2 separate regions of the Mus musculus genome follow, and region 2 is linked to region 1. The links are chromatin contacts, found by Hi-C or POLR2A ChIA-PET in ENCODE. All regions are on one chromosome and are shown on one strand. Each heading gives the region's core, a stretch centred on a gene start or an enhancer-like site at or near the end of the contact. The rest is flanking DNA. Distances are from core to core; before and after follow the strand shown.

Region 1 (2,781 bases), core at 82-2,581:
CAAGTGTCTCTGATCTGATCACATTTCCTATAGGAAAGGTTCAAGGTTAGCCACAGTAAGAATCAAAAGGCAGTAGTATGGAGCATGGGCATTAGGCTGGCATTGCTTAAGAGGCCAATGCTACAAACCCAGTCAGCAGGAGGGGCAGGAGAGGGAAGCAAGTTCCCGTGGAATGTACAGAACCCAAAACCAGTCCTTCCCCCACTAGAACATACGGTTCTCTCTGAAGAACCAGCGATGGGCCAGTTAAGAGACATTCAGCTATCAAGTTTCAAATCAATGCCAGACATCAATTATGGGAGACAAGGTGTGACTCAGTCACACAAGATTCCAGATCAATGAAATCACACCCACCAGGTTCTAGCACTTGGCCCTACCATGAGTCCTCAAAATCCCAGGGCCATTCTATCCCCACCCTTCCCATCCTAAAGACTCATCCCAGACAAGGACCCCTGTCACCTGCTGGGTTCTCCCTCTGCCTCAAAGAATGCAACAACAAATCAAAACCATCTTCCCGAGGGACAGAGGTGTCATCCACTCATTCACTGTGGAATGGGAGCGGGGTACAGTAGACTGCATAGCAAGAGTCTTAAATCACTGATGCCCCACATTTGCTGGATCACTTTCTCTATAAAGCCTGGGGTTTGTTACCAGTTTTTCTTGCACGTTAAAAGGTTGCCAGAAAAACAGGTTGTGGGTTTCAGTGTCCAGAACTTTAAAATCAATTCCTTCAAGTGAGCCTAGTAGACTTGTTGTGTTTTTCCTCTACCTGCCCTAGACCCTGCCTTTTTTTCTCTTCCTTTCTTGGTTTCTCTACTTAAAATAAGGCGCCCAACTTTCCTGCCTCTCTCTCTCCTTTCAAAACAGAAGTTTGTTTCCAGGAATGAGTTTAGTGGGGAGGAAACAGGAAGTAGGCAGGTTGGCAAAACGCCTATGAACCAGAATGCTGGATCAGCCTGGGCTTGGAGCCAGGCAGTGTTACAGCTATCTATTTCTTAGTTTTGGCAGTTTGGTGTCTGAGGGTAGAGAGAGGGTCCACCAGGCCACTTGTTAGCAGAACAGTACGCTGAACTGCTTCTTGCCTTTGGTCCACCACCACCCACCCTGGTCCCAGGAGGCAGTCAGAACAGCCTGGGTCTGCCACCGCCAGAGTTCATTCTTACAAAAGCAGCTTTAGATTAATACCGCATTAGCGTAGGGTGGCAGGCAAGGGTTGGGGGCTAAGGGAGAGGCCACCAGTCCAGGGTGACTGATGCACAGATTGCTTAGCAGGACACCTCCATGGACTTGGGCCCGGCATTGTTTCCGGTGGCACCCGAGTTGGGGGTGATGTTGAGACGGGCATCCTCACTGGTATGGGAGCGGCTACGGGACCCCTCACTGGTGTGCGAGCGGCTTCGGGGGCCCTCGCTGGTATGGGAGCGGCTACGGGTGCCCTCCAGGGATGTGACACTGGAGCCAGAGGCTGTGCGGGACCGCATCAGGCGAGTCATGCTGGCAGAAGGCACTGGGAACACAGAAGACAAATATGGTTAGGATACAGGAAGCCTCTACAGGTGTGGGACTCTACCCCTGGCTGCCAGCCATGACAGTTAATCGTAAGAGCCCAGCTGAACACCACTTCTCTATTGTCTTCATCCTGTGAGCCATCTACCTTCTGTGTCACTCACAAAGAGGACAGTAAAGTCCAATATGTGGGAAAGGCACATAACAATTACATGGCAAGAGTCCTGAGCCATGACCTGGGTCTGACCCCCAGTTTGTTATGTGCTTATTAGCTAGGTGACCACCAGATCATCACACTTGAAGCCTTCCCATTTTCATTTGCAAAATGAAGACTTCGTGTAACCTCCTCTTAAATGTACTGTCAGTAGGCAGTAGAATGTGGAAGCCAGCAAGGTTAGTTCCTGCACATCCCAAGAATAACCCCCAAGGTCTCACCACATGGTTCCTAAGGAAATGTTAGCCATCTGTCTGCCTTCCAAAAGCCTGCTAGCTCTCAAACCTTAGCATGACCAAAACTGCGCATACCACAGCAGATGACTGACAGAATGGGATACAAGACAATCCTCCTCCTATCTAGGGTGGCAGTGCTCCCCCCAAATTCATGCTCACCTGAAACTTCAGAATATGACCTTGTTTGGAATACTTAGAGATATTTAGTTAAGACAAGGTCCTTCTGGATTAGAATGATCCCTAATCTAAAGCCCAATATCATTAAAAAGAAAACAAGAGAGAGCCACCCCATATGGATGGAGAGATTGGTGTAATGCAGCCAGAAGCCACAGAAGGCCTATGATGTAGTCAGCAGAATCCAGAAGGCAAGAAAGGGCCTTGAAAAGTGAGCCCAGCCCTGTCCAAACCTTGACCTCAGATTTGCAGCCTCTGAAGTTGTAGGAAAAATGCATTCTTGACGCTTAAGAGCTTTATTTGTGGGGATCTCTTAGGTTACTCATTGGGGTGACTAATGCCACACCCCAATGAAGCACAGCCCTAGATCAGACACCCAAAATTGGATTAGTCCTTGCTCAGTGGAATTCACTCCTTAAAGAATTAGTGTTGTTCCTGGTTTGTCTGTCTGTCTGACTTTCCCTTTCTTCCTTTCTTCCTTCTTTTCTCTCTCCCCTTCTCTTTCTTTCTTTCCCTCTTTCTTTCCTTTCCTTTCCTTTCCTTTCCTTTCCTTCCTTTTCCTTTCTTTCCTTTTCTTCCTGGTTGTTGTTTTTATCCATTAGTTTTTGGTTTTGAGCAAAGCTCCATTTATCCCAGGCTGGCCTTAAACTC
Region 2 (2,781 bases), core at 194-2,693, 39 kb after region 1:
TCACTGAAGGGGGTAAGGGGGGGGGGAACATTGGCTGTCCTGAATTTCCCATCTTCTTCAGGAGTTTCAAGGACTCAAATAAGCTGACCTGCCCAGGAAGTCTGTGAGGGAGAGCTGAAGGCTGTTCTAGGACACGGACCACTGGACTTCCCTCCCCGACCTGTCCTCCCACATTAAAGCCCAAGGGACAGTGCATGGGGATCCGTGATGACTGCCAGCAAAGGCGACAGACAAGGGAAGACGGAAGGTGGCAGAGTAAGGAAGCCATCCACAAATCTTAGCTTCAGCTACTAATTTGACAGAGGCGGTGGTGACAGCATGTTTCCCCAGAGCCTGCAGCATTCCTCACGCCCCTCCCGAATCTACCCTACAGGCTGAATCAGAGACCGCGACCGGTCTCCCGGGAACGGACGAGCGGTTCCAGCTGCTCTCCGGGCTAAAACAGCAGGGAGGACCGCCTGGGAGAAAGAAAGGGAGGTGGGGCGGGGGGAGGCGGAGGCGAAAATGACGACACTCAGAGCTCCAGCCAACTCTGGGGCTGCCAGATGCCCGCGCGACCCTGGAGGCACAAACCACCACTCCCGCGCAGTTACAGAGCCAACCCGGTACTACCTAGAGGGCCGCACCCTTGCCTGGGCTCCTCTCGCCGCCGACACTCGCAGTGGCGCGTGCAGCACGCGCCGGGACACACCCCGGACTCTCCCCCAGCACACACACGTTCTCTCACACGCACAGCTTGGAGAGAGCACTGGGCTCTGGACTGGATGGGAACCTGGACTCAGATCACACTGGTTCGGGACCAGGCTCCAGAGTAGACACACCCTCGCCCCCTTCTCCACACTCCCCGCCAAGTCTGCTCACCCTTACTCATCCCCTGGATACACGCGCTACAGTCGCTCTTTTCCTAGTCACCCCATCACCCATCCACACCCCTTCACACGCGAGAGCACACACAAAGTGTCCCCTTGAGCCCAGTGGACAGAGAAGTCAGCTGTGGCTCAGGGTTGACGCCAGGAAGTGCGACCCAGGTATTCCCAGGCTCTCCGCCCCAACTTCGACCCCTTAATCCCACTTCCCCAATTAGAGAGAAAGCGAGACCCAACACGTCTTTTTGTGCCTTATAGTAATCGAAACCCGCTCCAGTGATGCCAGCTATCCCTCCGGCGCCGGTTCCACCGAAGACCACCAGTTGTGGTCTTCGCAAGGGCCACAAAAGACGGGCGGGGTGTCCAGTAGCACCCCGAAAGCAAGCTTTGCTGGGGGTCCTTGTCTTGCTCCGGAGGAAGAAGGCGTCCGGAGGGCTTACCTAATGAGCAAGCAAGCACGGAAAGGAGCCAACCACAAGGTTGGAGGTGCAGCGCCCCGCGGGAGGTGAAGAGGGAGACGAAGATGGGTGAGCAATCTGCCTGCAACGCGAGAGGGTAGCCTGGCAAGGTTTGTTTATGTCCGTGCGTGCGTAGGGCGATTTTATAGGCGCCGGGGCCCCGCCCCCAGGGCCTCGCCCCTCCCAGACCCTCTGCTCCCAGCGCAGCAGGAGACGGGGACACACCCCTTTCTCCGGCCCGCCTCGTGCTGCACCCTGCCTGGGCTGGGCGGGGCGGGCTGGAGCCGCCGCCTGTTGCGCAAGCCTTTGCAGGGGCGCGACTGGAGAGACTGCCCGGCCCTGCCTGCCGCTCCTCCCTGTGATCCGCTCTCGGGACCGCGGCGTGTGCAGCGAACGTGTGCCCACCGAGTGGTAGCGTGGTGTGCCCGTGCGCGCTCGTGCGCGTGTGCATAAGGACTCCCTTGTGTCTCTCTGCGCGACCGCTTGCCCCCCTATAGCCTTTGAGTTTCCTAAGCCTCTGCCCGCGCCACGCCCTTCTGGGCGGCACCCCCCACTTCCTCCGGGTCTCCACGCAGTCACTCCCGAGCCCCATTTACAGCCTAGACGGCAGACTTTATCTCCAGGCTCCTTTCACATTGCTTAGCTCCCTTTATTCTTGCTGATCTTGGCGCCCCACAACTCCCTTCCTACTCTGAGCTGCTGTTTCCCCGCTGCTCCAGCCCGCTGTGTCAGCTGTAAGCACTCTACGGACTGCAGTTTGTGGTCCCCAGAACGTGCATAGAATTTGCTTTCCAATCATGGATCTTCCTTCTGTCGTGATGTTCTAAAACCTTGGCCTGCTTGCCTGTTACCGGGTTCTCGCCCTGACCTACACCTGAGCCTCTCCAGGGAGCTTTTCTTAAGCAGGTGGATACCCTGGTTACACCCCAGAGCAGCTTAGTTAGAATCTGAGAGTGTGCCCCAACACTGGGGCTTTGAAAAAAAACTCCTCAAAGGGTGCAGCAAGATGGCACACCTGGTAAAGACATGTGGCCTGCAAAACCCTGGGGACCTAAATTCCATGCCCGGAAACCACAAAGTGGAAAGGAAGAACACAGTGCCATACATTTTCCTCAGACCCCTCGCTCCCCATCCCCACTAAATAAATAAACATTGCCCGGATTGGCTCAGATGTGAAACCACGTTGAGAATCTCAGCACCCAGCACCAAGAAAACATCATGTTATAGAGAGATTGAGTCACACCTAAGGCCCAGTCCAGTCATTGTTTCAACGCCACCTGCTCAACCCTTATGACTCAAGTGGCCTTCCCCTCCCCCCTCCTCTAGATAACCTGACCCTCATTCTCTTGGTCTATGGATATCTAGGGAGCCGCTTTAAGAGCCTGCTCTGTGCTAAGGAGCTGGAGAAGAAGGAAGTAAGAAGAAAAAAGGAAAGCTCTTTCTTTGGGGGACATAGC

Evidence for each region. A loop is a pair of places that touch in the nucleus more often than their neighbours do. ChIA-PET counts read pairs that join two places held with the same protein, here RNA polymerase II (POLR2A).
Region 2: a loop to region 1 is called in a map of heart, with 2.9 times the contacts of the local background. The contact joins the promoter of Ndrg1 here to the enhancer-like site in region 1. A Hi-C loop is called at or near these places in 3 of 37 maps with a recorded cell type or tissue (all heart). POLR2A ChIA-PET finds 5 or more read pairs at or near these places in 1 of 5 experiments (Patski).

Annotation. Positions count from the first base shown.
Region 1 is chr15:66,929,602-66,932,382 of GRCm38, forward strand. It overlaps Ndrg1 (N-myc downstream regulated gene 1), which reads right to left. Exons shown (of 16, transcript NM_008681.2): 16 at 1-1,507. The coding sequence ends at 1,266. Among named protein-coding and RNA genes, the nearest start is that of Ndrg1, 39 kb to the right of the region's middle. Within about 2 kb of position 1,332, at least 2 of the 3 ENCODE cell types and tissues checked have a DNase peak (open chromatin) inside an H3K27ac peak, as active enhancers do; they include heart, where a contact is called at or near this core.
Region 2 is chr15:66,968,198-66,970,978 of GRCm38, forward strand. Ndrg1 (N-myc downstream regulated gene 1) reads right to left here and starts at 1,444. Exons shown (of 16, transcript NM_008681.2): 1 at 1,307-1,444. Gm2895 (a long non-coding RNA gene) reads left to right here and starts at 1,451. Exons shown (of 3, transcript XR_875396.3): 1 at 1,451-2,781.